2 separate regions of the Homo sapiens genome follow, and region 1 is linked to region 2. A link is an interaction called in ENCODE POLR2A ChIA-PET data of the cell type or tissue named here. Cell type or tissue: PC-3. All regions are shown on one strand. Each heading gives the region's core, and the rest is flanking DNA. Links, peaks and the distances in the headings are about the cores only. Region 1 has its middle 490 kb from the start of ANKRD30A. Region 2 has its middle 12 kb from the start of MIR4683.

What was found. Peaks named below come from ENCODE experiments on the same cell type or tissue, not always from the same donor. Only the 100,000 strongest peaks of a DNase experiment are listed, where the experiment ranks them.
Region 1: POLR2A ChIA-PET joins it to region 2 with 10 read pairs; 4 of 35 experiments call an interaction of 5 or more read pairs at or near these places.

What each region holds. Positions count from the first base shown.
Region 1 is chr10:36,626,800-36,643,180 of GRCh38, reverse strand. No RefSeq gene overlaps it. Among named protein-coding and RNA genes, the nearest start is that of ANKRD30A, 490 kb to the left of the region's middle. In PC-3, for the core only: no CTCF peak of the experiment used is centred there; DNase peaks (open chromatin) are centred at 4,520, 6,600 and 8,030; H3K27ac peaks cover 4,708 bases.
Region 2 is chr10:35,621,915-35,637,544 of GRCh38, reverse strand. No RefSeq gene overlaps it. Among named protein-coding and RNA genes, the nearest start is that of MIR4683, 12 kb to the left of the region's middle. RefSeq lists enhancers at 1-50, 1-1,091. In PC-3, for the core only: CTCF peaks have their summits at 1,641, 1,852 (motif pointing left), 5,111 and 5,314 (motif pointing left); DNase peaks (open chromatin) are centred at 784, 1,794, 2,504, 3,784 and 2 weaker places; H3K4me3 peaks cover 1,799 bases; H3K27ac peaks cover 5,076 bases.

The DNA.
Region 1 (16,381 bases), core at 3,043-11,042, 1.0 Mb before region 2:
TCGATAAAACCAAACAGATTTTGCATGGAAGAAAAACATCACAATTTTGTAATCATTGTAATTAGTGATGGTCCATCAGTAGCAATCACTCAGGAAAAAAATAAAAAAGTACTCTTGAAGCTATAACAGATCACACATGCCAAGAGGTAGAATGAGAATTGAACCAAAAGCAAAGTGCAGAGTGCTAGGCACTTCATACGGAAGGGTTTCCTCCTCTCTATAAATTCAAACATTTTGGTATTAGATAGGACTAATTCTGATGTTGAAGAACATAAAAGATTTTCACGTGGAAAAGGCAGAAAAAAGATTATTTCTGGCAGAGTAAACTTTCCTACACAAAGAAGAGCAAATTCTTACCAGCTGAAAGCCAGTGTGACTATCCCCTAGGCTAGATAAAAAGGGATGCAAATAATGATTATGAAAAAATAACCCAAAACCAAATTGTGAAGGCTTATTGTATTTGTTACTCATTTTGCTATTATCTAACAACAACATTTTACCCTTCCTTTAGGTTAGCTGAAGATACCTTAAAGGAGAAAATATTTTATTATATTTGTCATATAAAATGGCTGTTCTTTATATTGATGCTTTAATCTAGTGCTTTCCATTCTTTAGTAACAGTATGTGATTTTATTTTATTTACAGATTATGAAAGAAAATCTCTACTTAGCTAAAATTTTGGAAATATACATGTATAAATATATAATATATACTATAATACATAATTATATACAATGACTTTGTAAAATACAACTCTGTCATCTAAATAGAGTAATCTGGATTAAAAAAAACATAATTAGTCATCTTCAGCTTTTGGGTGCCACTGGATTGATTCTGACATTGCTATGAGGATTTAGTTAATTTGTTTTTGGTAAAGCTAGTTTTTCCTAGATTTTCTACTGCTTTGGAAGTTTGAGGGAACTGGGTCACCAGGGTATTTTATTCTAATCCGTTACAGTTATATCTTTTGGAATCCTTGTAACACGTCATCTTACAATTGGTATATACAAGAACAATGAGAGTCTATTGACATATTCGTGTACTTATGAGAAATACTGGAGGAAATAATCACAATGCACACTACGCTCTTTACCTGTTTTAATCAGGATAACTGTGTGTGTGTGTATGTGTGTGTGTGTGTGTATGTGTGTGTGTGTGTGTGTGTGTGTGTGTGTGTGTGTGTTTAAATCCAGTATTTCATGTTAAGTTGTTTAAAATGCAGAGGGAGATGGAGATAACCTTTTAAAACCACTCAGTGTTCTTTCTGTTCCCAGCACAGGGTTCTATTTGCCCTGTCTGTCATGATGAGGGAGTGCGGTAAGGAGAAAGAAAGGTCATGGGCTTGGGATCTGCAGAAAGAGAAGAAAAATGACTTATCAAGTACAAACAAATCACCAAAATCGATGGCACATTTTTTTGGGTTAGCTGCAAGCCAGTGATTGTTTAGGAGCCATCCAAACAAAGTATGTGGCATATTTATTTTGAATTCTTTAGTAATAAACACAAGGTTAAGTGTAATTGAAAAAAAAAGAAAAACAAACAAACAAAAAACCCCGTCACCGTTTGTTGAGAGTAACAAATGAATTAAGGAAAGAAACAGGTTAAAAAATATCCTGGCTTTACTCTTCTCATGCTGGAAGCTGTTTTTTAAAAGAATGGATTACCGGCGGAGCGCGGTGGCTCACGCCTGTAATCCCAGCACTTTGGGAGGCCGAGGCAGGCGGATCACAAGGTCAGGAGATCAAGACCATCCTGGCTAACACTGTGAAACCCCGTCTCTACTAAAAAATACAAAAAATTAGCCGGGCGTGGTGGCAGCGCCTGTAGTCCCAGCTGCTCAGGAGGCTGAGGCAGGAGAACGGCGTGAACCTGGGAGGCGGAGCTTGCAGTGAGCCGAGATCGCGCCACTGCACTCCAGCCTGGGCGACAGAGGGAGACGCCCTCTCAAAAAAACTAAAAACAAAAAACAAAACAATGGATCACCTCATTGCGTATTTGTTGAATATTCATTTCTGTCCTATTTATATGTTTTGTAAAATTAAGTTCAATTTATCAAGTTAAGTTCAAAAAGTTCAAAATCTTCAAGAAAAATAGCATTTTGTTTAAAATAAGCTAATGAGATTTTCTAAAATTAATCATTGAAGGAGGTGTCAGGGAGGGGAGATAAAGTGATTTGAGTCATGGGTGGACAGAAGGGAAACCCAGCATTTTTCAAGCAAGAACCCAGAGAGTTGCAGCCATGAGTCTCTCAGGAACAGAGTGATGGAGGCGATTAACCTGCGGAGATCAGAGGCTTTTCCCAAGCTGCACTTTGTCTCCTAAGGAAGAACACAGGGATCTATTACTCACGACCTTAACTTCAGTCTGGTCACGCAATATAGAGTGAGCCACTCAGGCATTGCTTCATCCCATCCTAAATTTGGAGGATGTCTAGCTATTTCTAATTGAAGACATACTTACAGGAGTTCTATTTGGAAAAATATAAAAATGAAATTACTACTATATTTTCTAATGCAATATTTGCCTGACAGCTATTTAAAGCACAAGTAAAAATACCCTGATTTTTTTTTTTTTTTTTTTTTTTTTGAGACAGTATCGCTCTGTTGCCCAGGCTGGAGTGCAGTGGCGCGATCTGGGCTCACTGCAACCTCTGCATCCCAGGTTCAAGCGATTCTCCTGCCTCAGCCTCCTGAGTAGCTGGGACTACAGGTGCACACCACCACGCCCGGCTAATTTTTGTATTTTTTAGTAGAGATGGGGTTTCACCATGTTGGCTAGGCTGGTCTCGAAATCCTGAACTGGTGATCTGCCCACCTTGGCCTCCCAAAGTGCTGGCATTACAGGTGTGAGCCACCGGGCCCAGCCAAGACTTTTTTTTTTTTGTAAATTTTCTTTGCTCAAAGGTGATATCCATGGTGGGGTGAGGGGAATATCTGATTTAAAATTTTACATTTTACGTATTTAACTCCATCACTAGCTTGATGATATTAGAAACTGTTTTTTGGTCAGGCATGGTACCTTATACCTGTAATCACAGTGCTCTGGGAGGCTGAGGCAGGAGAATTGCTTGGGGCCAGGAGTTTGAGAAAAACTTGGCAACACAGACCGCGTCAAAAAAAAAAAAAAAAAAAAAGGCGGCCTTGGTGGCATACAGCTGTTGTCCCAGCTTCCAAGGAGGCTGAGGTGAGAGGGCTGCTTGAACCCAGGAGTTCAAGGCTGCAGTGAGCTATGATAGTGCCAGTGCACTCTAGCCTGGGTGACAGAGTGAGACCCCTTTGCTAAATTTTTTTAAAAAAATTAAAAGTAAAAAAAGATACTGGCCAGGCACAGTGGCTCACGCCTGTAATCCCAGCACTTTGGGAGGAGGCCGAGGTGGGCAGAGCACAAGGTCAGGAGATCGAGACCATCCTGGCTACACGGTGAAACCCCGTCTTTACTAAAAATACAAAAAATTAAGCCAGACGTGGTGGTGGGCACCTGTAGTCCCAGCTACTGGGGAGGCTGAGGCAGGAGAATGGCGTGAACCCGGGAGGCGGAGCTTGCAGTGAGCCGATATCGCGCCACTGCACTCCAGCCAGGGCGACAGAGTGAGACTCCGTCTCAAAAAAAAAAAAAAAGATACTATAGGTCAGGCATGTTGACTCACGCCTGTAATCCCAGCACTTTGGGAGGCTGAGGTGAGCAGATCACGAGGTCAATAAATCAAGACCATCCTGGCCAACATGGTGAAACTCCGTCTCTACTAAAAATATAAAAATTAGCCGGGTGCAGTGGCAGGTGCCTGTAATCCCAGCTACTCGGGAGGTTGAGGCAGGAGAATCGCTTGAACCCGGGAGGCAGAGGTTGCAGTGAGCCGAGATTGCGCCACTACACTCCAGCCTGGTGACAGAGTGAGACTCTGTCTAAAAAAAAAAAAAAAAAAAAAAAAAAAAGGAAAAAAGATACTATATTTTTTAAGGCATCATTAAGGAAACTGTAGATTCTGAATATTTGTAAATATCTAAATACCATAATTAATGTTATTCCTAAATGTGATTTCAGAATATCTTCATATTTAAAATTATCTTTTATACTGGTGCATACTATTAAGAAAAAGGTTAAGTTGTGTTACCATCTTCATTGCCCGCATCACTATAGAGGAAAAGTCAGACTCTCTTTGACCAGTGTCTTAACCTTCACTGAAGGAGCTGTCGCTGCCTTAGCCCCAAGCATGTAGACAGGAAAGACTGGTAGAGGTGGTAACAAATGAGGTCTGAAGCATTTTTAGCCTTTGTTCAGCTTGAGGAGGAGGCTAGGAGCAAGATAGCATGCATCTTAAAGAGGGGAGAAGGGAGGCTCATTCCTGACAGCAGCCCCCAAGGATGGATGCCTGGGCTTAGCCTCCACCACAGCCTCTTTCAGAATAGGCAAAAGATGTCCCAGTGCCCATATCGACAAAGGGCATGGAGCAGTCTTTATTTTCTTCCTCTGGCACTGCATAAACCCAAATCCATATTCATATCTGAGTCATTTCCATTCAGGGAATGAGAAAAAAATGTAAATGGCTGAGACTGAACTTACTAACATCTGAGTAGGTTAAGTCCTGGAAGATGTTATGTCTAATTTACAGCTTTATAGAAATGTGACTTTTCAATGTACATTGTCTCCAATTAAATTTTATGCACACTGCATAAAATTTAGTACTCCATGGGTGGAGTACTATAGTTGCTAGTTCTCTAGGCATCCTTTCTTTCCCGCATTTTGAGACATACAGTTAATCATTAAATAAATAAATAAATAAATAAATATTTTTCCCTGGAAGAGTTAAATAGTTCTTAAACAGGACATTAAAACACCTAACTGTAACAGGACAAATTTGATACTTGTGAATACATTAAAGTAAGAAAATCTGTTAATCCAAAGGCACTATTGGTATAATAAAAATGAAAGCCAGAGAATACAAGAAGATATTTTATACGTGTATCCTGAATATCTGAAGGATTCAAAAAAAGATAGACAGTCAAATGGAAATATGGCAGAATATTGGAAGAGATGCTGCATAAGATGGGATAGTCAAACAGCCAGCATCCACACGAAAAGATACTTGCCTTCCTTAGTCACCAGAAAAATACAAATTCAGATATGACATTTCTACACACTCATCAGAATAGCAATTAAAAAAAAAATACAAGGATTGGCTTGGCAACTGGAACTCACAGACACTACTGGCAGTTGTGTAAATTTGAAAAACTACTGGCAATATCTATTACTCACACCCTATGACCCAGGAATTCCACTCTAAGGAACATCCCCAGAGAAATGTGTATATGTTTTCAGAAAAAATATGTTAAACATTATCATTGTAGCACAATTGGTATCAACCCCAAACCAGAAACTACCTGTCTGTGAATAAGACTCTGAATAAACAATCTCTATTCACATGGAATACAATACAGCCATGAAAATGAATGAAATATAGCTACTCACAACAATGTGGATGGATTTTGCAGAAAAATGTTGAATTTAAAAAGTCAGACATAAAAGAGAACCTACTGTATCATCCCACTTTTGAGAAATTTAAAAACAAGGAAAACCCACCTGGAAGTCAAATTAGAAGTCAGGATATAGCTTTGGAGAGAGGCCAAGACTGAGCAGGAGGGAGAGGAGGCTCAATGCTGTTTCTTGATCTGTGCTGCCTGCACAGGTGCATCACTTTGTAAAGTTCTTTGAGCCACACACTTGTAATTATGCACTTTCTTGTATTAGGTTTTGCACTACATGAAATAAGTTTACTTTAGGAAATAATTATCTTTTTTTTTAAATGGCTTCTGCTTTTAGCTGTGAGTCAAGTTCTAATCTACAAATCCACGAGAGGAGATTCATTTTAAAAACCTGATGTTTCTAAATCATTTATGTAAATATATATGTTTATTTCCACTTTGGACCCTCTAAAATACTCTTTCCCATCAGTACATTTTAATAAAACATACTTCAATTATCTACTTTTAGTTATTACTGAATAATGTAAACAGGGAACTACTACTCCCCCATAAACAGTCCAGCTGATTAACTCAAAAGTATTCTCTCTCAGAGAATGCAAGGCAGAGAGAGAGAGAGAGAGAGAAGAGAGAGAGAGAGAAGAGAGAGAGAAAAATTCAAATCTCTGCGAGAGAATTTCAAATCTTTGTGAAATTCAAATCAAAGTTTGATTTGACTTGCTCTAAGCCTTACTAAATAGAATGGCACCGACTGAGCAAGTTCAAAGTAGTAGGTGGAGTGAGGAAAAGTATTATAAACATCTTGTTTTAGCATCAATAAATTATTTCAAATCTTCCACCTGCACAGAATACTTTTCTATACTTTAGTTTTTTAATCTGTGGAAGATCTGTGGATTCTAGATAGAAAAGCCATCAGCAAGAACAAAAACTTTCTTGGAGGGGAAGGAAAAACATTCTCTACAAATGATTCCATCTACAAATGATTCCATTAAGTAGATTTTGACAGCTTCCTACTACTCTGAAAGGCTTTCTCCTCCCTCCCTCTCTCCATCCCTCCCTCCTTCCCTTCCTTCCTTCCCCTCCCTCCATCCTTCCCTTCCTTTCCTTCCTTCCTGCCTGCCTTCCTTCCTTCCTTCCTTCCTTCCTTCCTTCTTCATTGTAACCACAGGAACTATTTAGAAATCAGAGTGCTACTTTACTGTTAAAATATTACAAATCCATACTCCTAAGTAAACAGTTTGCAAGTTCTATCGGTATGTGGCCAGAGCAAAGATAAAATAGATAAAACATTTCTTAAAAGCTCTATCAAAGTATAAAAACTCCTTAAATCTTTCTCAGGCATCTGAATCCTCAAGGAATATTTTTCTCCTTTTTTTCTCAGTTTCTCAGTGGAACCTGACTTAAGTAATTTTTGTCACATTTATCCAAAAAGCTTTTAAGAGTGTTTTGCGAATACTTCAGGGACATCTAATTTATAGATTACAATTACCTTTAGAATAATGAAATAAAATATCATACGACTTAATTCTGTTTTCACAATCATCTTTCATGTTTTATTTTTGCAAATTTGATATGTGAAAAATCCCAACAGAAAGAGGAGTAGGCGGGGAATGTTTAGGGAGAATGAATCCTTCTCTATAAAAAATAATACCATGGGCCAGGCGCGGTGGCTCATGCCTGTAATCCCAACACTTTGGGAGGCCGAGGCAGGCAGATCATGAAGTCAGGAGATCGAGACCATCCTGGCTAACAAGGTGAAACCCTGTCTCTACTAAAAATACAAAAAATGAGCTGGGCATGGTAGCACACACCTGTAGTCCCAGCTACTCGGGAGGCCGAGGCAGGAGAATCGCTTGAACCTGGGAGGTGGAGGTTGCAGTGAGCTGAGATCACGCCACTGCACTCAGCCTGGGCGACAGTGTGAGACTCCGTTTCAAAAAAAAAAAAAAAAAGAATACCCTGCTACAAATTATTTAGTAAGCTTCACAAACGTACTTGCCCTATGATTCAATTAATGGGCATCGATTTATGAGTAACTGGAAGAATGCTTATGTTGTAGAATATTAGCTACATCTTTACTCCACATTTTTATTTTATGATAAAGATGTGTCAGTATCCTCATTGTATATAGGCACAGAAAAATACTTCACAGAGGCATTTGCACAAGACCTAAAGCTGGCAATGTACCTGGGATTAAAATTCATTACTGCTGCCCACTAAGCCATCAGTTTTGGATGTCTCCACCAGAAGCAAAAATAAGAAAATAACACAACTAATTTGACACTATGAATTTTGGAATGTCTGTGCTTTTGGCTAGCTAATAGCTTTCTTTTCAGACCTAAAGAAATGATTTGTATGTTTCTATCCTTGTTTCTTCATATCTCAATTAGCGTAGCAAAACGATTTAAACATGACACAGTTGCTATACACGTTGGATGCTGAATACCTTGGAAAAAGAGTACTAACTAAAAGTATTGTTATTTTTGGCAATTTTAGCAGAATCTTCCTGTGGTCTGTGATGCTTAATTTTCTTGAGGAGCTCAGGATATTAATGTCATGAGTCAGAATGCTGAAGTCTCATAGGATAGTTCCTTTAGAAACACTGCCAGAGGAAATTGGGGGTATCATCAGGGATCTTTTTATTTTCTAAATCCAGATGAAGAATGACAGGGTCCAACAATTTGATAAGACATTTACTATTGCTTCTTGTATCAACATTTCAACCCGTAAATTATTCTTGGCCCTAATGCTGTGACAGGAAGTCTGCATTAAGGTAAAAGGAAATAATAAATTCAACAAGAATGATTTTTAGCGGCTGCTCAGTGCCCAGCACTGTCACAGACATCACGGTGCAAACCAAAGCAGTGCAAAGCACAGTCCTATCCATTTTGAACTTGAAAGTATGTAGGGATGCAGGACACACACATGTGAAAATGTTTGATGAGGCAAAGCAAAAATAACCAAATGCTAAAATTCAACGATTCACATGATACATGTCAATGGAAACTTAAGAAGAAAAATGGTCAAGGTAGGCAAGAAATTTTAAAGGTAAGTTTCGAAAAAATAATATGGAACTGAAGCTGGATCATTGAGACAGAACAGAATTGAGAAGTCGAGAGGTCTATAATTTCTGAAGAGTAGTCTGTTTCTTCCTGCCTCCGACCCCCACATGTTATTCACTCTACAGAAAAAATACGTATTTCTGCATCTCCCACTTTACCTCTGTACCTCATCCCTAGGCATTTAACTCCAAACTAAATTTTTTATTTTTGGTATAAAATGTTTCTCTGGGAAAAACTTATCTGATTCCCTGGTGTAGAGGTGGCATCATTATGTTATCATAGCTCTCTGAATTTTAACACTGTTTAATCTGCAATTATTGTTTAAATGTCCATCTCCTGATATGAATGTATTCTATATGGGGACAGGGACAGGGACTGTGTTGATCATTAGTATATACCCAGTGAATGGTACTTATCATTAATGAATACATAAAGGGTTAGGAGATCACATGTGTCATTCCCCTTATTTAAGGGAGTCAACAAAGGTTAAATGACATGGGTTGCACAGACAGGTGTAACAGACTCAACACTACAATCACAACTGCAGACTTTCACCCAGATGTTCTTTCCACTCTAGCGTCATGCTTCAGAAGTATTGTCCAAGGGAATAGAAGAAGGAAATGTCAAAGGAGAAAGTCCTCCAAAGGAGAAAAGAGTGAACGAGCAGGGCTTACATGGAAACTGCTAGAGGTTTATGCTTTTTTAAAGCACTCAACATTTACAAGATATTAGCATGGTGCATTAAGTACACTTTCTAGCATGCACTTTAATAGCCATTTCCCACTAATACCTTCAAGCACACTGTCCACCATCTTCCTTTAATATCAAATCGGACGCCTGTAATCCCAGCACTTTGGGAAGCTGAGGCAGGCAGATCACTTGAGGTCAGGAGTTTGAGACCAGCCTGGCCAACATGGTGAAACCCCATTTCTACTAAAAATATAATAAATTAACCAGGCGTGGTGGCATGCACCTGTAGTCCCAGCTATTCAGGAGGCTGAGGTGGGAGAATCAATTGAACTCAGGAGTCAGAGGTTCCAGTGAGCCGAGATTGTGCCATTGCACTCCAGCCTGGGCGACAGAATGAGACTTTGTCTCAAAAAAAAGTGTATATATATACACACATACATATATATACACATACACACACACACACATAAACACTTTATATACATATACTTTTTTTAGTATATATATGCTTTTTTAGTATATATATACTTTTTAGTGTATACATTTTTGTGTATATATATTTTTATATATACTAAAAAGTATATATATACTAATGAAAGTATATATATACACTAAAATTATACTTTTATATATAAATATATTAAAAAGTATATATATACTTTATATATACCTATATACTTTATATATGTATATTTTTTAGTGTGTGTGTGTATATATATATATGGGTTTTTTTGAGACAAAGTCTCATTCTGTCGCTCAGGCTGGAGTGCAATGGCACAGTCTCAGCTCACAGCGACCTCTGCCTCCTGGGTTCAAGCGATTTTCCCACCTCAGCCTCTCGAGCAGCTGGGACTGCAGGCACGCACCACCACTCCTGGCTAATTTTTTTTATTTTTATTAGAGATGGGGTTTCACCATGTTGGCCAGGCTGGTTATAAATGTATATATATATAATCAGACTCCACTTTACATAGGAATATATATATATATATATATATAAAATCAGACTCCATTTTACATAGAAACACAATCTTGTTCTTTTTAAACAGAAATCATTTCTGTCAACCTTGTATCACAATTATTCAGAAAGCTCTCCACTCTATATTTTTATAGTCTCCTTTAATACTAATATTGTATTCCATTTGAGAATAAAACAACACATCTTGTTTTATAGAGTGTTCTGAAAGAAAGCTTTTTTAAAAAACAGAATTTATACATGTGAGAATTTAGATCATTCAAAAGTTGGAAATAAGAGAAAAAATGTGTTAAAATATTGCAAGTTCAAAGCTAATAGAAATTTTAGTTTTTCGTCTAGGTGGATCTGAAGTAGTCTTGTAAAAACATTCCAAGTTTGTAGAAATACTTCAAACATTCAAAAAGAAGCAATGCAAATAAAAATGCCAGTTAAAGAAGGGAATTTCAAAGAAAAGCATGGAAAAGATTTCAAGAGCAAAAAACTTAGGTAAAGAATCCAAAGCTCTCATATAAATACAGAAACAGTATGTGAATGTGCTAACACATTGTGAAGAGACGTTCTCTAAAGAGGGATTTGGAGGAAAGAGACTATTCCAGTGAACAGTTTGCAAATTGAGGAGATATAGCCTTTTCTGTAAAACGAAGGTATGTTCCAGAGAACAAATGAGGGGTCTAGCTTTTATAGAGAATGTTCTTGCCCAGGTTGCCAGTCAGGTCCTCCCATGTAAATAAAGGATTAACATTTGCTTACTTCTAATGGGTGGGTGCAAGCCACAGTCTATTGGTTATTTCAGATGTTACGAACATGTACAGTCAGCTATGAAATTGCTAAAGTTAAGCAGATGTGTGTATTTTCCAGAAACTCAGAGGAAGATGTGACCTCTAATCAGCAAATGGTCATTTGGGCTCCTGGCTCCTTTGTTTTTTTTTTTTTTTTTAGACGGAGCCTCGCTCTGTCGCCCAGGCTAGAGTGCAGTGGCACTTGATCTCAGCTGACTGCAAGCTCCGCCTCCCGGGTTCACGCCATTCTCCTGCCTCATCCTCCGGAGTAGCTGGGACTACAGGCGCCTGTCACTACGCCCGGCTAACTTTTTCTATTTTTGGTTGAGACGGGGCTTCACCGTGTTAGCCAGTATGGTCTGGATCTCCTGACCTCGTGATCCGCCCCACTCGGACTCCCAAAGTGCTGGGCTTACAGGCGTGAGCCACCGCACCCGGCCCATTTTGGCTCCTTTTTAAATTTAGACCCAGTTAGCCATTTGAGCTTTATCTTGAGGGATTGGCTCTTAAAGGTTCATAACATTCAGGAACTCTCCATGTCTTACACATGCTTTTCTTTTCTTTGTCTCTTCTAAGAAACCTTCCATTGATGGCAATGCTTTATCCCTTAGGGAGAATGCCACATCACCATGCGCAGAAATCACAGGCAGGAAATGATCTGGGACTTTAAGCTATCAACAAAACAACTCACATAACAGAAGGAAAGAATTAAGAGTCTAACACAACAGGGGCTTCCATTTTTACAATTGATAAAAATGGTCACACCTCCTATTTCTTATTTTGACCTAGAAGTGCTAAAAGAAACTAAAGAGGCCAGGCGCGGTGGCTCACGCCTGTAATCCCAGCACTTTGGGAGGCCTATGCGGGCGGATCACAAGGTCAGGAGATCGAGACCATCCTGGCTAATGTGGTGAAACCCCGTCTCTACTAAAAATACAAAAAATTAGCCGGGCGTAGTGGCAGGCGCCCGTAGTCCCAGCTACTCGGGAGGCTGAGGCAGGAGATTGGCGTGAACCTGGGAGGCGGAGCTTGCAGTGAGCAGAGATCGCGCCACTGCACTCCAGCCTGGGCAACAGAGCGAGACTCCGTCTCAAAAAAAAAAAAAAAAAAAAAAAGAAAGAAACTAAAGAAAAACTATTTTGCTTATAAAGTTAATCTAACTGAAAGTAATATATCTCTTTTTTGGATTCTCAAAAAATTTTCTTTCTAAGTGATACGATTTTATGCTGGATAAGTAAAATAAGCACATCCAATGTCATACACAACACAAAAGTGGCTTGTACTGGTCTGGGGCAGAGAGAATAACAGTGAAAGTCAACATAGACTGGAAATGAGTATTGGTGAGTATTCTTGACAAGAGAAGCTCTCAGTGAATTGTACATGTAAATTATGATGTCACTCAGACTAAAACATAATGAAAGTAGCATGAACAGAATTTGTGTCTGTTCTAATAGAAATCAGAGAGATATGGTGGGATGTAATTGTATATCATGAGAAGATTGCAGTTTTACATGATGCAATGCAAGATGAACATGAAGCATGGTTATTACATCCAACCTGAAGTGCATGCTGACAATGCTAATTTCATGGCTTTGAATGTAAGAAAACTCAGTGCCTGCTTCACTTTGTGTTTGCTCAGAAAGTATCTAGTTAAGGCTTACCATACTCAAAGCGCTATAATAATCCTCATAGGAAAAACAAATATGGCACCAAGGATCAGTGACTGATTGCAGAGTCATGATATGTTAACTGCTTCCTGGTCAACATTATTCACTGTCGAGAACTAAGACGTGTAGTTTGACAGTGGCCTTTCTGTTCAGTTTGTTTATACTTTCTCATGCCCAATTTCCATTCCAATCAGTGCAATTTTTCAAAGAAGTGTAACCAAAACTAAGAATGAAGTGTGTGATTTTTTTATGTAAAGTAGAAACAAACTCTAAATTAAAGCACCCATTAGAATTTACAGACATATAAGTTATTCTTTGCACATGTATTAGCCAACAACCTTTTAGTTGTAAATAAAAGATCTTCAAATGAGTCTACTTTAGACTAAAGAGATAACTTACTAGTCTGCAGAGTCCATAGGAAGGGTTGAACCACATGAGCAGGCAAAATGGGACAAGATTCTCTGTCCCTCTCTCTTTTTGATTGACTTCTCTCAGCATGCCAACTCCATTTTCATCACACTCAGTTCCTTCATAATGGAAAATGTAAACTTTAATTGTTTTCAATTTCATATTTTATGGCTTGAACCACCAAGTAGATTTCCTAAATTCAAAAACCCAAAATAAGTTTGATTAGGTTCTTTCTCTTAGACCAATGTCTTGAGATGATCAAGTAAGAACACAGTAACTTTCATTGGAAGCTCTTGTTTGGAGCTGAAAGAGAAGCACTTTCTTAAATAAGGGGTTGATAGCGGTCAAAATAAAAGCAGTCCCTTAGACCATATGTTTGCAAAATCAATGTTAATCATGTTTGTTACTGCCCCTCATAAAAGGATCCAAGTGATGAGTACCCATAATTTATGACCGGAAAAGGATTTATTCTCCCAAAGCTATGTTTTATTGGACAATAAAATGACAGAGCCTATTATGTTTCCTATTTTTGCAGTTGCTACCAGAAACTTCAGAATTAAAATATACAGTCAATAGCCAGCTTACTTCAGGTTGATGGAAACATTTTCTACTATTTTCTACAAGGTTCCTTACTTTTTAAATTTTTTTTACTGTATTTTTCTGTGCCTTAAAAAAATTCTTTGAATTACTTTTAGGAACAGATGAAGAAAAATAAATATAAATGACAAGAAGCCAATATTATTGACCTCATGGGTACTACACTTGCTAAAATAATCTCCTCTAATGAATGTCATGGGCAAATTAGTGTATGAGAAAAAAATTCTCTGATAATTAAAAAGAATGTTATTGGTTTTCCTCTTCATCAATTTGGACTGCTACACAAAAAATGCCATAGACTATGTGGCTTATACACAACAGAAATTTATTGATCGCAGTTCTGGAGCCTGGGAAGTCCAAGATCAGGGCACTAGCAGATTCCATGTCTCGTGAAGGCCTGTGTCCTCATAGACAGCTATCTTCTCACTATAACCTCACATGGCAGAAGGGTGAATGAGCTCCTTTGGCTGCTTTATAAGAGCAGTAATGGCCTAATCACCCCCCAAAAACCGTACTCCTAATACCATCACCTTGGACGTTAGGATTTTCACATATGCATTTTGGCGTAAACAAACCTTTAGACCACGGCAGCTGGGTAGATTAATTTTATTAATCACAAATCTGTTTTGACTTGAAAATTTAAAGCATTTTACTATTTGTAATTACTGATCTGTCATGAGCATACTGTGTTACTTTCCTAATACCTAGTTCTCCATTCTTCATAAGAAGTAAGCACAATTCTTGCAGATGTGTAGATATCTTCCCTCCAATTACATACAACTTAAACTGTCTTCTTTTTTTTTTTTTTTTTTTTTGAGATGCAGTCTTGCTCTGTCACCCAGGCTGGAGTGCAGTGGTGCAATCTCAGCTCACTCCAAGCTCAGTCTCCCTGGTTCATGCCATTCTTCTGCCTCAGCCTCCTGAGTAGCTGGGACTACAGGCACCTGCCACCACACCTGGCTAATTTTTTTTTTTTTTTTTTTTTAAAGTAGAGACAGGGTTTCACCGTGTTAGCCAGGATGGTTTCGATCTCCTGACCTCGTGATCCACCCGCCTCAGCCTCCCAAAGTGCTGGGATTACAGGCGTGAGCCACAGCGCCCGGCCCCAGAACTTAAATTGTCTTCTAATTCAAGAGTAGAAATAATTTGCTTTGCAAAAGAAGACATCTTGTCTTGGTTGTCAAGGAAACAGCAGTGAGAGCAGAGGCCAGCCCGGCACCGTGAAGGCAGAGAGAGGAGAAGCAGCAGAATAGTTATGGCGGTACAGACTGGTTCCACTCTAGCTGCTCAATGTTATTTTCAACTTCTGTTTTTAAGTGACTTGGACTATTTACTCCTTCCCATCTGCCTATAATCAGGATAAAAACATTCCTTCCCACCTTTCAAATCTCAGCCTGCAGACCTGTATAGGAGTGAATGAACATAAGTTAGTTGATTTTAAACCAGTGGCAAATATCTTCAGAGGCAGAATTTTTCTTTTCTAAGTGACTGTGGCCCTTGAGATAATGGTCCTATTGCTGACTTTCTTGACATGTGAGTGAGACGTTGTCAATTGTGTACAGAGACTGTTGACGACCATTAGCATAAACAATATAGAAATAAATTTATAAGTGAGGCATCGTTTAGTGATTGACTTAAAGAATTATTATTATTATTTTTGAGACAAAGTCTCGCTCTGTCACCCAGCCTGGAGTGCAGTGGCGCAATCTCAGCTCACTGCGTGCTCCGCCTCCCGGGTTGGCACCATTCTCCTGCCTCAGCCTCCCGAGTAGCTGGGACTACAGGTACCTGCCACCGCGCCTGGCTAATTTTCTGTATTTTTAATAGAGACGGGGTTTCACCATGTTAGCCAAGATGGTCTCGATCTCCTGACCTCGTGATCCGCCCGCCTCGGCCTCCCAAAGTGCTGGGATTACAGGCGTGAGTCACCGTGCCCGGCCAAGAATTTTTTTTTATTAATATTTGTATGTTCTGACTTCAAAATAAGGATGGTTTTAGAATGTGATTGTAGAAAACAAATCTATTATTTTAAAGAAAAATTATTTAAATGAGGTTTAACAATGGCAGTCATTTGAGGTTTTCTTTTTCTTTTTTTTTTTGAGGTGCACAAACACAAACAATTGTGCAACAGCAAATGTTAGAAAGCCTCTTGCTTGTGATGACTGACTTGGGTCTCTCATAATTTACCAGACTCCAGGTTTTTGCCTCCACAAAACATGACTTTCAATGCAAAGAATGAAAGTTTCTCCTTAACTTGGGGAAAATATTATTTGGGCTTGTAGCACATCTCTCTATGTATAGAGATTTTGTATAAATTTGTATAAATATAAATTTGTAAATTTATATTCATTCCTGATGACAAGTTTTTCAGTGACACATTGCTGAGGCACAGTGGCTCTGCCCAGCAATTTGTAGGAGTGTTAGACAATGTGGTGGCACAAACCAGGGATTCTTAGCCCAACTTTAGTGCAATTAACAGTGTCTTTGCCTCTTAAGGCCTAGTCTCAGATGTTCCTCAAAGTCACTTCTGCACCATATTATATTAGTCTAACCAAGTCCTAAGAGGAGTACAGATTCAATGAGTAAACAAAAAGATATCATTTCTTTCTTTTTGGTTTTTTTTGTTGTTATTGTTGTTGAGATGGAGTCTCGCTCGCTCTGTCACCCAGGCTGGAGTGCAGTGGCAGGATCTCGGCTCACTGCAAACTCCACCTCCCAGGTTCAA
Region 2 (15,630 bases), core at 1-8,000:
AGGGCTCTGAATGCCCCACAGGTGGTCTGCGCACATAATCCCCCAATTTAAAGCGTTTTCCTTTGCTGGACAATTGCATTACAAAACTCCCTTCTTTTTCGCTCCTAATTGAACCAATGAACTATTATAAACTACAAGTTTTTCTTTAAAAAAATTGCCGGTGCCTAAATTCTATTGACTAAATTCTAGCAAGTTTTCTAACTGAACCTTTTAAGGCACCGGAAGTAAAAGCTGCTTCAGCAGACGTTTCTGTTTCGCGGATATTTTTATTCCTTATGCTTGTTATTTTCTGACAGATTAGCAATAATTTAAAAGTAATTGGTAAGATTGTGTGTTAATACTGAAAAGATAGCCCCAGGTCCCTTATTAACCTGTCAATCAAGATAAGAAATGGGCAGCTACCCTGCTAATGATGGGGCATCAATCATTGTGGGATGGGAGGGGCTTTGTTCTGCACATCCTGCTAAAATGTTTGTTCTCCTTACTTTACCTAATAGGAATCTTTAGTGGCTAAAAAAAATTTTAATAGAGTGGACGCTACTTTCTTGGCCGATCTTTCTCATGTAAGAGGCTTCGCATAGGATCTCCATAGTAGTAACATTTTGCAGATCCTTTTCAGAGTAAGTCTCGGTGTTAATTAAGTTATGCAATTAGAACCCCTGCTTTAGCTATCATGCCAATCTTATTTTTTAAAGCCAGAGACACTGTAAAAGTGTTCACCTCTCCAGTAGTTTTACTCATTAAAGAATTATTTTGTAACTTAGGTACCTATCAGTGGCCTACATCTAACCCACGTGTTGACTCATGTATAGTATACATATGCCAGCCATAAACTTTTTATATTCAGTTATAAAGTAGAATTTTGAGAGCAGATCCCAGAGTCTTTACCACATATGAAGGATGGAGAGAAAGCTACAAGACACAAGTTAGCATGTTGGCTTTCTCATGTAGCAGTATTGTCATTATTGACGCATTTTCAACTATATAGCACAGTGGGAAAATGTCCAGCTTTGAAGCTTTTTACCTTATTCTTCAATATATCATTATAAAATGCTATATTCGATAACTCAAGATGTATGTGTGTTTAAGCGAACTTATTTGACAAAAAACCCAATTTAAATTCTGAGGACAGTTCTCAATAAAAAGACCTGCATCTGTCATCACTAGAGACTGATTTTAGAGATGGTATTAAGACATAAGTGCTGGTTCTTTGCCTTTAAAGCTAAAACTTGAGTTGCATATTTGCCAGTACTCAGATGGTATCTACTAAGGGAACAAAACCCCAAAATTGATTTTAGGGTGGAAGAAAGAAACGAGTCTCTATCTGGCCAATTGCATTAGACAAATGAACACCTCTGTGTGCTATACAGGTGTGTCTTTAATTACATAAAACAAGTGTTAGTTTTTCAAAATCTTGTCAAATTGGGAGAGGGGTTGATGTGGTTGCTGTGTGGCTAGAAGATCAAGTCTAACATGATTAAAACCATTACTAAAGCCAAAGCTCATTAAAATTGCTTGTGGGAGAAGTTATGTGAAACACTTTCTATTTGCTTTATAATAAATGCAATTTGAAAGTACCATGAAACAGAAGGGAAAAAAGTTGATAAGAAAGTTTAAGGAGTAAACCATGGCACATTACAGTTTCTTAACCTGCACTGACCGCATTGCTGGTGCCTGTAATACTTCAGAGTTTGGGCAAAGAGAGTGAGATTGTCTTGCCAAAAGAAAACCAGGAGCAGTTGCAGAGCACGGGATGCAATTTAAAGTGTAGGTGCAAACGTTCTGTTGAGACATAAAAAGCAAATCAGTGCAAGTGTCTATCCGCTTTCCACATTTGATACTATACTGCCATCTGGTGGTAGTACGGGGTCCCAGAACCAGGAAGTTAGGGAGGTTCCTTCATTCAATTCATTCATTCAAAAATAGCACATGGAGAGCTAGCCTAGGCACAGGCACAGCCTCCGCCCAGAGGACCTGCAAACATTTTGTATTCATAATTCTGAATCCTTTCTCTGAAGCGCTCCAAAATTGCATCAGTGCACACTGAAGTTTAAGGACCCGCAAGACATTCCCGCACAGTGATAATACTTTTATTAACTTCAATTGCATTAAGTCCTCCATATGACCATTATGCTAAAAATGTAATTAAGCTGCGTTAAATTCCAAGAGCTGCGTTAAATTCCAAGAGCATATCTTCTTTAAATTAGCTTCTGAGTTACTTTTATTTAAAGAATGGGATGCTCACCAAAGATCCACCATATCAAAGCTTTCATGGAAGAAAGGATGAATAATAAAGAGTATTTTGAGGTGGGATGTGGTTGGCTTGCTTAATTAAATGTGCCGCTTTACAATTTCTCATGTAGAGGTCAACTCTGAGTCCAGGGGATGTCCGTCAGTACTGCACGTGAGTGCTGTTAGGGTGAGCAAGACGCAGGCCATCTCGTTTTACCTAGCCAGGTGTTCATGGAAACACACCAAGGAGTAGAAACTTCGCTGGAAAACAAGGTCGGTGAGCATCTGCGTTGGAATGCTGGAGCCCTCGGGAAGGAAGATGACACAGCACTGAGATGTAGGAAGAACAGGATCTTAAAGAAGGATGAGCAGGACCAGGACCGGTGGCTCACGCCTGTAGTCCCACCACTTTGGGAGGACGAGGCAGGCGGATCACCTGAGGTCAGGAGTTTGAGACCAGCATGGCCAACATGGTGAAACTCTGTCTCTACTAAAAATACAAAAATTAGCTGGATGTGGTGGCTGGCACCTGTAATCCCAGCTACTCAGGAGGCTGAGGCAGGTGAATCGCTTGATCCAGGAGGCGGAGGCTACAGTGAGCTGAGATCACACCACTGCACTCCAGCCTGGATGACAGAGCAAGACTTTGCCAAAAAAAAAAAGGGATGAGCAGAGAAATGAGGTTTCTGAGGACTGGAATGTCTAGTGGGGATAGGAGGGAAGGAGGAGACTGTGACCAAGGACCACATAAGATCTTGGAGGACTTACAGAGTTCAGAGGCCTCAGGGGCAAGAATCTTGCTGCCCATGAACAAGGAGCAGGGGCAAGAACCTGTGGCATTAGGGAAATGTGGAATCTCAGATCTCTCTTACTGAATCAGAAACTGCATTTTAACAAGATCCCCAAGCTTCACAGGCACACCGAAGGGTAGGAAGTTCTAGCACACCATCCCACATTTCACTGGTTAGAAAACAAGCCCAAAACAACTGTGCTTACTGAACATCACACAGTCAGGAGCACAGCTGGGCCTAGAAGCCACTAAGCCTACTTGTCACTCCTGTCTCTGTAGATCTTTTCCAGCAGTCCCACTCTTCTGTGTAGACCTCTGAGGCCACCACAAGGTGCATTCAGGCTGGGTGTGGTGGCTCACATCTGTAATCCCAACACTTTGGGAGGCCGAGATAGGAGGATCACTAGAGGCCAGGAGTTCTAGACCAGCTTGGGTAATATAATGAGACTCCATCGCTATAAAAAAATAAAAAGCCAGGTGTGGTAATGCATGCCTGTAGTCCCTTGGGAGACTGAGACAGAAGGATCGCTTGAGTCCAAGAGTTCAAGCCTGCAGTAAGCTATGAATCTGCTACTGCACTCCAGCATGAGCAATAGAGAAAGAGTCTATCTCAAAAAAAAAAAAAAAAATGCATTCATAGCTGATACAGCAACTTACCAGGGCTGTGTTTACCTGGTTACAGAATCATAGCAGAGTTCTCTCACAGTTTGGTGGTGGCCTACACAGGAAATGTGAACGCCCATCCTTCAGAGACAAGAGGAGCACTGTGGAAAGGCTTGCCTCTTGGGATCCTGGCCAACTTAGGCCAGCTCACCTGCCTTTTGCCTTCTACAGCCACCGTGTTCCAATAAATTCCACATTTAAGAGTCTGTGTTCTAGCTTAGTGAGAAGGCACAGTGACTGGGAGTAATATGGTTTGGTTCTGTGTCCCCACCCTAATCTCGTTTTGAATTGTAATCCCCACATGTCAAGGGAGGAACCTAGTGGGGGGTGACTGGATTATGGGGACGGATTCCCCCCCTTGATGTTCCGATAGTGAGTGAGTTTTCAAGTGGTCTTGTTTGGTAAGTGTCTGGCACTTCCCTCTTTCTCTCTTTCGCTCTCCTGTGACTGTGTAAGATGTGTCTGCTTCCCCTTCACCTTCCACCATGATTGTAAGTTTCCTGAGGCTTCCCCAGCCACGCGGAGCTGTGAGCCAATTACTCCTCTTTCCTTTGTCAATGACCCTGTCTCAGGGAGTATCTTTATAGCAGTGTGAGAGAGGACTAATCCTCTATTAGTCAGATGGGCTTCTGTTACTGATTGAGTTCACATGGGGAGAGGGGCCAAATGTGGAACGTGTTGGCCCTGGCTGGCAGAGGCCTGAGGGCCTTTCAGGGAGAGCCTGGCCTCGGCCAGGCAGAAGGAGAAACAGCAGAACCACTGTGCCGTGAAGGCCAGTGCAGGGATCAGGGAGAGAAAAGGGCTTAGGGAACCCAAGAGAGCGTCCCAGAAATCTCTGCAATGACAGAGCAACCTGAGGAAGAGCTTGACTGGCCCAGCAGACTCATGCTGCAGGCTGTGCCCGGGAGGGGGCCAAGAGCATGGGTGGCAGCTGAAAAGGTCAGCCAGTAGCCAGAGAAAGGTGGAAGGAAGGAATTGCCCCAGGACAAAAGGCAAAGTTAGGATCAATGTTAGTGAAACAACCCAAGTTGGATAGCTTTCCGAATCTGGGGCACAGCCATTCTTCACAGGGGACAAACGCATGCTTTTATAGCACCATGTTTATCATGCAGGTGAATCATACACTGATTTAAATTAGAAAACCAATTTCTAATATTTTCACCCCTAACAAGCCCATTTTTAATTAACTAGCACTCCAGCAGTAGTTCTTACCATGCTTACATGTTAAAAGCACTTGGGGTATGTTTTTGTTTTTTTTTTATCATTACCAATGCCCATGTTGCACCCCAAACCAACAGAATCAGAATTTTGGGGGGTGCCAGCTGAGAATTCAAAGTTTTCTAAAACTTCCCCAGGCAATTCCCATGTGCCGCCAGAGTTGAAAACCAGTGAATGTAACTGAATGTGGTATTATCATCCAAAGTGAAATATATGCAGATACAGATCTGGATATGTAGATGTATTTATAGATATATAAATCTGTAGATCTGTAGACATATAGATCTATATAGATATATAGAAATAGAAATTAGCTAAGCAAACTAGCTATTGTCATCTAACTTGACTAAACAAAAGCAGTTATTTTTTTCTTTTTGTCACCCTGAGAGGTATTTGGGAGATGACAGGAGTGCCCTCACCTGGCCCCAAGAAAGAACTTCTCAGTACACAGTTTTTGATAACTGTTTTTTCACCTATAAGGAAATAACAAAGAATTGTGCACATAGGGTATAATTCTATTAAACTAGAAATTAAACCCAACCTGTGAAGTTAGGAGGAATCAATAAGGTGGATGTGTTAGTTAGTAAAGATATTCAAATATTATCTTCCTACCAAAAAGACACCTGCACTCATATGCTTATTGCAGCATTATTCACAATAGCAAAGACATAGAATCAACCTAGGTGCCCATCAACAGTGGATTGGATTTTAAAAATGTGGTACGCTATACATTGTGGAGTACTATGCAGCCACAAAAAGAAGAATGAAATCATGTCCATTGCAGCAACATGGTTGCAGCTAGAGGCCATTATCCTAAGTGAAATAACACAGGAACAGAAAACCAAATACCACATGTTCTCACTTCTAAGGGGGAACTACACATTGGCTACATATGGACATAAAAACAGGAATTATAGACACTGGGGACTCCAAAAGTGGGAGGGAAAAAAGAGGGCAAGATGAAAAACTTTCTATTGGGAATTATGTTCACTATTTGGGTAACAGGTTCAATAGAAGCTTAAACCTCAGTATTGCACAATATATCCATGTAACAAACTGGCACATGTATTCCCTGAATTTAAAAAATAAAATAAAATAAAATATTCTCTTCTTGTTCAGTAGATGTTTATGTATTGAGACCAACTCAGCTGGAAATGAAACCTCAGTCAGTCTGCAGAGACCAAAGACAGGCCTGACTTTCTAAGACTGGGTGCAGGGTCGTATTGTAGCCCAGGAAGCAAGGGTCAAGCCAACAGTGGGTCAGGGGAATCCTGAATGCGTGTCAATACATGTGTCTTCACCTCACCTCTTTAAAAGGAACCTGATAGTACCTTACCTCATGCTAGCACATTGTTAAAGTTGTAGAATTATAAGATAGCATTCATTTGGTGCAGAAATCTGCTCTGTCTCTGGGTATCATACAAGAAGTTAAGAGTCCTTAACCAAAGCCCCAGAAAGTGAAATCCACTTTCCCAAGTAAGTGCGGAGGTTTTCCTGACTCTGGCTGATGTATATGATGTTAGAGCTTCACTGCTACATTCATCATTATTCTGTAAGAAAAAGCCCAAACAGAGGGTCCTAGGTTGTTAAACCCACAACAGGGATGCAAACTTTGCACAATATCATCAAAAAACGCCTCTTGGCCATACTCAGTGTGAGCCAAAAAGAAGCTAATAACTTAATCATTCTGGAAAATATCTCTTAATGAACACCATATTAACTTAATTAACTTAGAAAATCTCCAGGAAGTTACAGAAAGCCAGTAACAATGAGGGATTAAGAGAGCAGACTCAACCCCACTGCCTGGCTCCTTTAGTGAATGATCTTTGGCAAGTTACTCAGCCTCTGTTTCCCTCAGTTTCCTCCTTTGTAAAATGGGAATAAGAACGGTATCTATTTTATAGGGTTGTTGTAAGGATTAACTTCCGGTACAGATAAAATGCAAAGAACAGTGCCTGCCTGGATGAGTAAGTGCCAGGTGCCATCAATAAAGAGTTTGTTTTATCGGGCTAGGCATGGTGGCTCACGCATGTAATCCTAGCACTTTGGAAGACCAAGGCAGGTGGATCACTTGAGGCCAGGAGTTCAAGACCAGCCTGGCCAATATGGTGAAACGCCAGCTCCACTAAAAAAAAAATCAAAAATTAGCCAGGCATGGTGGTACATGCCTGTAATCCCAACTATTCGGGAGGGTGAAGCAGGATAATTACTTGAACCTGGGAGGTAGAGGTTGCAGTGAGCTGAGATGGTGCCACTGCACTCCAGCCTGGGCGACAGAGTGAGACTCATCTCAAAAAAAGAAAAAAAAGTTTTTGTTTTATTGTTTTAAATAAAAATGTTTCCATGTGCATTTTTGTTTTGTTTATTTAATTTTTATTGTGGTAAAAACACACACACACACACACAGGCCAGGTGTGGTGGCTCACACCTGTAATCCCAGCATTTTGGGAGGCCGAGGCAGGCGGATCACCTGAGGTCAGGAGTTCGAGACCAGCCTGGCCAACATAGGGAAACCCTGTCTCTACTAAAAATACAAAAATTAACCAGGCATGGTGGCAGGCACCTGTAATCCCAGCTACTCAGGAGGCTGAGACAGAAGAATCGCTTGAACCCAGGAGGTTGTAGTGAGCCGAGATCGTGCCACTGCACTCCAGCCTGGGCAACAAGAGTGAAACTCCGTCTCAAAAAAAAACCACATAAACTGTATTTACTATCTTAACCATTTGTAAGTATATAGTTCTGTAGTGCTAAGTGTATTTACATTGTGGATCACCAGAACTTTTTCATCTTGCAAAACTGAAACTCCATATCCATTAAACAATTACTCCCTTCTCCTCACCCCCAACTTTTGAAAACCACCATTCTGCTTCCTGTCTCTGTGAATTTGACTACAATAGGTACCTCATATAAGTGGAATCAGACAGTATCTGTCTTTTTGTGACCAGCTTATTTCACTTAACATAATTTGCTCAGGGTTCATCCGTGTTGTAGCATGGGTCAGAACTTCCTTCCTTTTTAAGGCTGAACAATGTTCCATTGTATGTGCATCCACATTTTACTTATCCTGTCATCCATGGATGGACATTCAAGTTGCTTCCACCTCTTGGCCATTGCAAATAGTGCTGCTACGAACATGGCTGTGCAAATCTCTCTTCAAAGACCTTGCTTTCAATTCTTTTGGATATATACCCAGAAGTGGGATTCCTGGACCATATGATAGTTCCATTTTTAACTTTTTGAGGAACCACCATGCTGCTAATTATTATGTTGGTCCATTCATTCATTCATCTAACCATCCATCCACCCATTGATCCATGCATTCTTTACCCATTTATGCTCCTTAATTTCTATATCAATCAGAATAAGTTAGGTTTTGCTGCAAAAACAACAACTACAAAATCTCAGAGGCTGAACACAACAAAAAATAATTTATGACTTTACATATGTCCCGTGCATATCAGTGAAGAGATTCTCTTCACCCTGGGCATTCAAAGATCCGGTTTGACTAAAGTTAATCTTGGCATGTGTTTCCAGAATCCTTGCATCAGTGGGGAAGGAATGTATCAATTCATGCACTGAACCTTAAAGCATCTGCCTGGAAAAGGCACATGTCATACCTACATGTGTCATTGGCCAAAGACCTACATATGTCATTGACAAAGGAAGTCGTATAGGCATATAGCACCCCAAATGGTGCAGGAAACTAATCCTACGACTTGCCCAGAAAAAGAAAAACTGGAAGTATTTGTTAAATGGCAATAATGATTTCCACAGTTCTCCACTCTAATACAGTCACATGTCCCCCCTCTCTCTGCCATAGTTACCTCTGCTTTCTACTGAAGGTAGTAAAGTAAAATATAAAAAGAACTAATGAAGGTCAAACTGCTGCACTCTTGCCCTTGTGTTTTATGAGCCTGAAATCTTGTTAACTTTTCTGAACCTGTTTTTCTTCATCTATGAAATGAGGCTACTAATTATTGGTCTGCCCTTCTCACATGAGTCTTCTAAGAAACAAATGACACTATTGAAATAAAAATAGTACATTTTAAACTTCTAGTTACAGGCCAAGCATGATGGCCCAAACCTATAATCCCAGGAATTTGGGAGGCTGAGGCAGGCGGATCACTTGAGCCCAGGAGTTTGAAACCAGCCTGGACAATGTGGCGAAACCCCATCTCTAAAAAAAAAAAAAAAAACAAAAAAACACAAATTAGTTGGTTGTCATGGTGCATGCCTGTAGTCCCAACTACTTGGGAAGGTGAGGTGGGAGGATCACCTAAGTCTGGAAGGTCAAGACTACAGTGAGCCGAGATCACACCAGACTACACTCCAGCCTGGGGGACAGCCTGTCTCAAAAATAAACAGATAAATCTCTAATTACAAAAAAAGAAGGCAATTCAAGATGTTATACTGTTCAATAAGATGTCTGTGACTTCCAAAGTAGTGAGAATGGTTAAACATAAGTGCTTTAACCTACTCAAAAAATAAAATTTGTACTGCCTTTAAATTTGTGCCGTTCAAAAAACTCATCCATTCAATACATATTTGTTGAGCAAACTACTTTGCCCAAAGAACTGGGAATTACTTTCAGTGTCTCCATTGACTACCATAATGTGGGGGTGGGGGAACTTTAGGAGGACCCTACTCAGCTGTAGAAACTTTCTTTGTGTGAAACTAACTGATCCATGGAGAAAATGAACATATGTAAAACTGAACAGTGAGAAAAGAGAAGCAAGAAAGAATAGAGAAGAAAGATTATGAGAAGAAAAGTTCAGACCAGCCAGGCACGGTGGCTCACGCCTGTAATCCCAACACTTAGGGAGGCCAAGGCAGGAGGATTTCTTGAGCCCAGGAGTTTGAGACCAGCCTGGGCAACAAAGGGAGACCCCACCTCTACAAAACAAAATTTAAAAATTAGCTGGGTGTGGTGGTGTGTGCCTCTGGTCCCAGCTACTCAGGAGGCTGAGGTGGAAGGATTGCTTGAGCCCTGGAGGTCAAGGCTGCAGTGAGCTGTAATCACACCACTGCACTCCAGCCTGGGTCAAAGAGCAGGACTTTGTCTCAAAAAAAAAGAAAAGTTCAGATGAAGTAAAAAATATTTTTAAAATCAAAATCTCAACAAAATGCTGCAGCCACATTAGCAATATTTCATCCACACACAGTTTTCATATTTTAGGCTTGTAATTCTACATGCTGGAAAACTGTATCTATGCTTTATAATTTTTATGCTGGAAAGTTGGATTTCATATGAAGGAAATGACTAAATCTGAAATACTCTAGGTTTAAAATGACTCACATATTCTTAAGATTAACAGAACCTTACACTGTCTTATGATTGTGTATTTGCACTTCAAAATTCCCAAAGGATTTAGCAGTCTGAGACCAAAGATTGGATTTTTTCAAATCACACAGAAGCTTTTAAATCCAAGTTTAGTCTAATTAAAGGATGAATGTGGCGAATTCCGTGAAACTTTCCAACACCATCGTGTTGCGCCAACTCAAGAAGGATTAGTGCAAGACTCACACAGATGTTTCCAAATTCAATAAAGGAAGGGTGGGTCCGAAGTGAGTCAATAACCCAGTTTTCTAGGCCCCTAAAGTTACCAGTTGAGCTTACTATAAGCTGTTCATTAGCTTGTGCGAGAAGTGTCAAGTTAATGACAAAAGGTGTTAATTCCATTTGGGTTATCAGCGGTGTTATTTCCCGAGCACAATCAAGACTTTATCAAAACAATTGGATGCCATTCCACTCTTTATTTCATGGGATTTCCAGGTCTAAACTTTGCCTCCAAATCTGCTATAATTGTTTCTAAATCTACTATTGGAGACAGCCTACTGAACTTGGGCTGGGAACCAATTTGAGAAGCAGGTGAAGCATGTCTCTGGAGTAAACCCCCGCCCTCTTTCTGTGACCTTCTCTTAGGTGACTTCCATATTTCTCTCTCCAGTCCTGAGTGCCATTCTGTATCCTTTATTTACTGTGAAATGTGTTATTCATCTCTTGCTAACCCATCCCATCAAGACTCCAAGAAAATGAAAACAAAATACACATCCTGTCCATACCAGGCTTTCTGTGAGGTATAAAAAATATAATATAGAGAGTATGATTTATGTCCAAACACTGCCTAATAAGTAAAAATTGATTAAGAAAGGTTGGTGTTAGGCCGGGCACAGTGGCTCATGCCTGTAATCCCAAGGCAGGTGGATCATCTGAGGTCAGGAGTTCGAGACCAGCCTGGCCAACATGGTGAAACCCCGTCTCTACTAAAAATACAAAAATTGTCCAGGTGTGGTGGCATGCACCTGTAATCCCAGCTACTCAGGAGGCTGAGGCAGGAGAATTATTTGAATCTGAGAGGCAGAGGTTTCAGTGAGCCAAGATCGTGCCACTGTGCTCCAGCCTCAGCAACAGAGTGAGACTCAGTCTTAAAAAAATTATTAAAAAAAAAAAAAGAAGCGAAGCAATATTGGTGTTAGACAAATCAACAAGCAAAAAAAAAATTCCATTAAAAAGTGGATAAATGACATGAACAGACATTTCTCAAAAGAAGACATACATGCAACCAACAAGCATATGAAAAAATGCTCAACATCACTAATCATTAGGGAAATGTAAATCAAAGCCACAGTGAGATACTATCTCACACCAGTCTGAATCACTATTACTAAAAAGTCAAAAAACAATAGATGCTGGTGAGGTTGCAGAGAAGACAGAATGCTTCTACACTGCTGGTGGGAAGGTAAATTAGTTCAGCCACTGTGGAAAGCAGTGTGGAGATTTCTCAGAGAACTTAACATAGAAATACCATTCGACACAGCAATCTCATGAATGGGTATATACCCAGAGGAAAAAAGTCATCCTACCATAAAGATACGGACACACGCATGTTCATTGCAGCACTCTTCACAATAGCAAAGATATGGAATTAACCCAGATGCCCATCAACAGGGGATTAGATAAAGAAAATGTAATGCATATACACCATGGAATACTAAGCAGCCATCAAAAAGAAAGAAATCATGTCCTTTGCAGCAACATGGATAGAGCTGGAGACCGTTAACCTAAGCAAATTAATACATCAACAGAAAGCCATATTCCACATGTTCTTACTTATAAATGGAAGCTAAACATTGAGTCCACATGGACACAAAGAGAGAAACAACAGATGCCAGGGCCTACTTGAGGATGGAGGGTAGGAGGAAGGTTAGGATTGGAAAACTACCTTTTGGGTATTATGTTGATTACCTGAATTGCAAAATTATCTGTATATCAAACCCCTACAACAGGCAATTTACCTGTGTAACAAATCTGCACTTGTATCCCCAAACCTAAAATAAAAGTTAGAAAGAAAGAAAGAAGTGTTGGTGTCAGAAACACATCCAGGGTATTGGCAGAGTCCACCTGCCCAGGGAAGTTTTTCAACACCCCATTCATCCTACCACTGAGGAAGCTGCATAACTCCTTGACCTTGGCCTGACCCAAAGGAGTCTGCTGCACCTCTGATGGCCCCATTGGAGGTATGAAGTTGCTGACATGTCAGTTAGTCCTGACTTGGGCCCTTTAGTCCCCTCTGATCATACACTCACAAGGCAAACCACCATTCCCCCAAGTGTTCAAAGCCACCAGGCTCCATCCTGCACCCTAGCCAGCGTGCTGCTCCCCCAGCCTCTCTGCAACTCCAAACGCACTGTCCTGAACCTCTGGTCCTTGATCTCCTCAAGCACAGGAGCCGCCTGTCCCGCTGTTCCCTGCCTGGGCTCCCTTCTTTGTCTCTCGCTGTCTCTTACACAAACTTGGTCTTTGTGACTCCAGTCTGTTCTCCTTTTCTTCCTCTTGCCTCTTTGGTGCCAACTCTTTCTCCCCTCCAACCCCGTGAAGTCCACACAGGCCCTCATTTCATATTCCCCCTCCTTTTCTCATCATTTCTCTAAGCTGTCATGCTCAACAGTGGGTAATGAGCTGACACAGGGAGGCCTTCTGCCGGCCTTCTTCCCAAGGCATTTGGATGGTAAAAGGGATCCCAGCTTCAAGACTTAATTCAAAACCTGAGTCGTTGGTGGGTAATTTTTTTTTTTTTTTTTTTTTTTTTTTGAGCCAGAGTTTCGCTCTGCTACCCAGGCTGGAGTGCAGTGGTGTGATCTCGGCTCACTACAACCTCTACTTCCCGGTTTCAAGCAATTCTCCTACCTCAGCCTCCCAAGTAGCTGGAACTACAAGCACCTTTCACCACACCTGGCTAATTTTGTATTTTTAGTAAAGACAGGGTTTCACCATGTTGGCCAGGCTGGTCTCGAACTCCTGACCTCAAGTGATCCACCTGCCTTGGCCCCCCAAAGTGCTGGGATTACAGGCATGAGCTACTGTGCACAGCTTTGGTGGGTAATTTCAAATACCAACCATAAGTGGGTCCTACCCAACTAGAAAAAAATTCCAAGAGTTACAGACATAACATTTCACACCTCTGTCTTAATGGCTTGCTAGGGGAGGTTTTACATCACTTTTGGTATTTAAGTTCTATAAAAAGACAATGATATAGTTTGGAAGTTTGTCCCTTCCAAAACTCATGTTGAAATGGGGTCCCCAGTGTTGGAGGTGGGGCCTGGTGGGAGGTGTTTAGGTCATGGGGGTGGATCCCTCTTGAATGCCTTGGTGCCCTTCCATGGTAGTGAGTGAGTTCTCACTCTGTTCGTTCATGCTAGAGCTGGTTGTTTAAAGAACCCTGGCATCTCTTGCTCTCTCTCTTGCCCTTTGATGCACCTGCTTCCCTTTCATCTTCTGCCATGAGTGGAAGCCTCCTGAGGCTTTCCCAAAAGCAAATGCTGGCACCATGCTTCCTATACAGCTTGTAGAACCATGAGCCAAATAAACCTTTTTTCCTTATAAACTACCCAGTTTCAAGTGTTCCCTTATAGTAACACAAATGGACTAATACATGTAATTAACAAGGTTTAATTTACTCATGCCCAGAGCAGATTCTGTGCATGCTGGGAATCCGATAAAGGGACCAAGTGCATGCAAACTTCTACACACTTGATAGGAAGAGAGAAGCACTGGATGCATTCTCAGCTTGCGAATCCTCTTATGATTACAAAATCAGAAGTTGGCAAAGGTAATCCATAAGCATCCTCTCTCTGTTCTTGGACCAGAAAAAAAGTGATGAAAAAGCCTTGAGCAAGCCAAGGGTTGATTAAGGTGTGGGAAGGGCTTTTCTCCCGTTATAAGCCAAAAGCTTGCAAGGGGCGGTAGGGTGTGGAGAAAGAACAAAAGGTTTTTTTGTTGTTGTTTTTTGTTTTTGTTGGTTTTGTTTTTGTTTTGAGACAGAGTCTCACTCTGTCACCCAGGCTGGAGTGCAGCGCAATCTCGGCTCACTGCAACCTCCACCTCCCAGGTCCAAGCGATTCTCCTGCCTCAGTCTCCCAAGTAGCTCGAATTACAGGTGCGCACCACCATGCCCAGCTAATTTTTGTATTTTTAGTAGAGGCGGGGTTTCACCATGTTGCCCAGGCTGGTCATGAACTCCTGACCTCAAGTGATCCTCCTCCCTTGGCCTCCCAAAGTGCTGAGATTATAGGTGTGAGCCACTGCTCCTGGCCGAGAACACGAGTTTTCAAAGTCACATCTAGATTCTGACTCCAGTTTCCTCCTGTGTGTGGCCCTGAGAAAATTACCAGTGAGGCTCAGTTTCCTCATCTGTAAAATAGAGCTCATGGGGCTACTGAGAGGATTGAATGCCTGGACCTGTGCTCTCAGTATGCAGTAGGCACTCAATGAACACCCTCCTCCTCCAGCCATGGGATACCAGGTGATTTTTTGTGTGTTCCTGGTCAGCTTCCTTCCCCAGTCCTTACAGCAGCTATTGCAATAGCTAACTTGACTCTTCCCAAAGCTGCTATTCTTGGTGCCTCAACCCTCTCCCCTACCACACTGGCCTCTAGAAACCCCTCATCCTGCAATGAACAGCCTCGTTTGCTCCCATCTTTGCCCCTTTCCTCTGAAGGAGTCTTCTCCCTTCTCCTCAAAGCCAATCCCGTGACCTGTGTTCTCTGTTGGATCCTCTGTCAACTCTCGCAACTATTCTGTTATTGCTTCCCTCTTTACCTTCTGCCTACAAACCTTCCCTGTGTGCTGCCTCTGCCTCATGGGCTTTGCATTTCTCTTATATCAAAACTAATTCAGGCTGGGCATGACGGCTCACTCCTTTAATGTCAACACTTTGAGAGGCCAGACAGGAGGCTCACTTGAGGCCAGGCGTTCAAGACCAGCCTGGGCAACATAGCAAGACTCTGTCTGTACAAAAATTTAAAAGTTTTTAAAAATTAGCTGGGCATGGTGGCATGCACCTTTAGTCCTAGTTACTCAGAAGGCTGAGGTGGGAGGATCACCTGAGTCTGGGAGGTTGTGGCTGCAGTGAGCCAAGATCATGCCACTGCACTCCACCCTGAGTAACAGAGTGAGACCCTGTCTCTAAAAATAAATACATAAAGTAAAATAAAATAAACTCAAAAAATTGTTGATTGAACACCTATCCGGTCCTGACACTACACCATATATGGAGGCTACAGTGGGAACTTGGACTTTGCAGAACATCCCCTATTCACAGTTTCCTCAACTGTACATGGAGTCCCACTATAAAACTGTGCCTGTCTCAAAGGGGTGTGATGATGGGTTAAATTAGAAAGTCCAGACAAGGCACAAAACGCTGCCTGGTACATGGTAGGTCCTCATT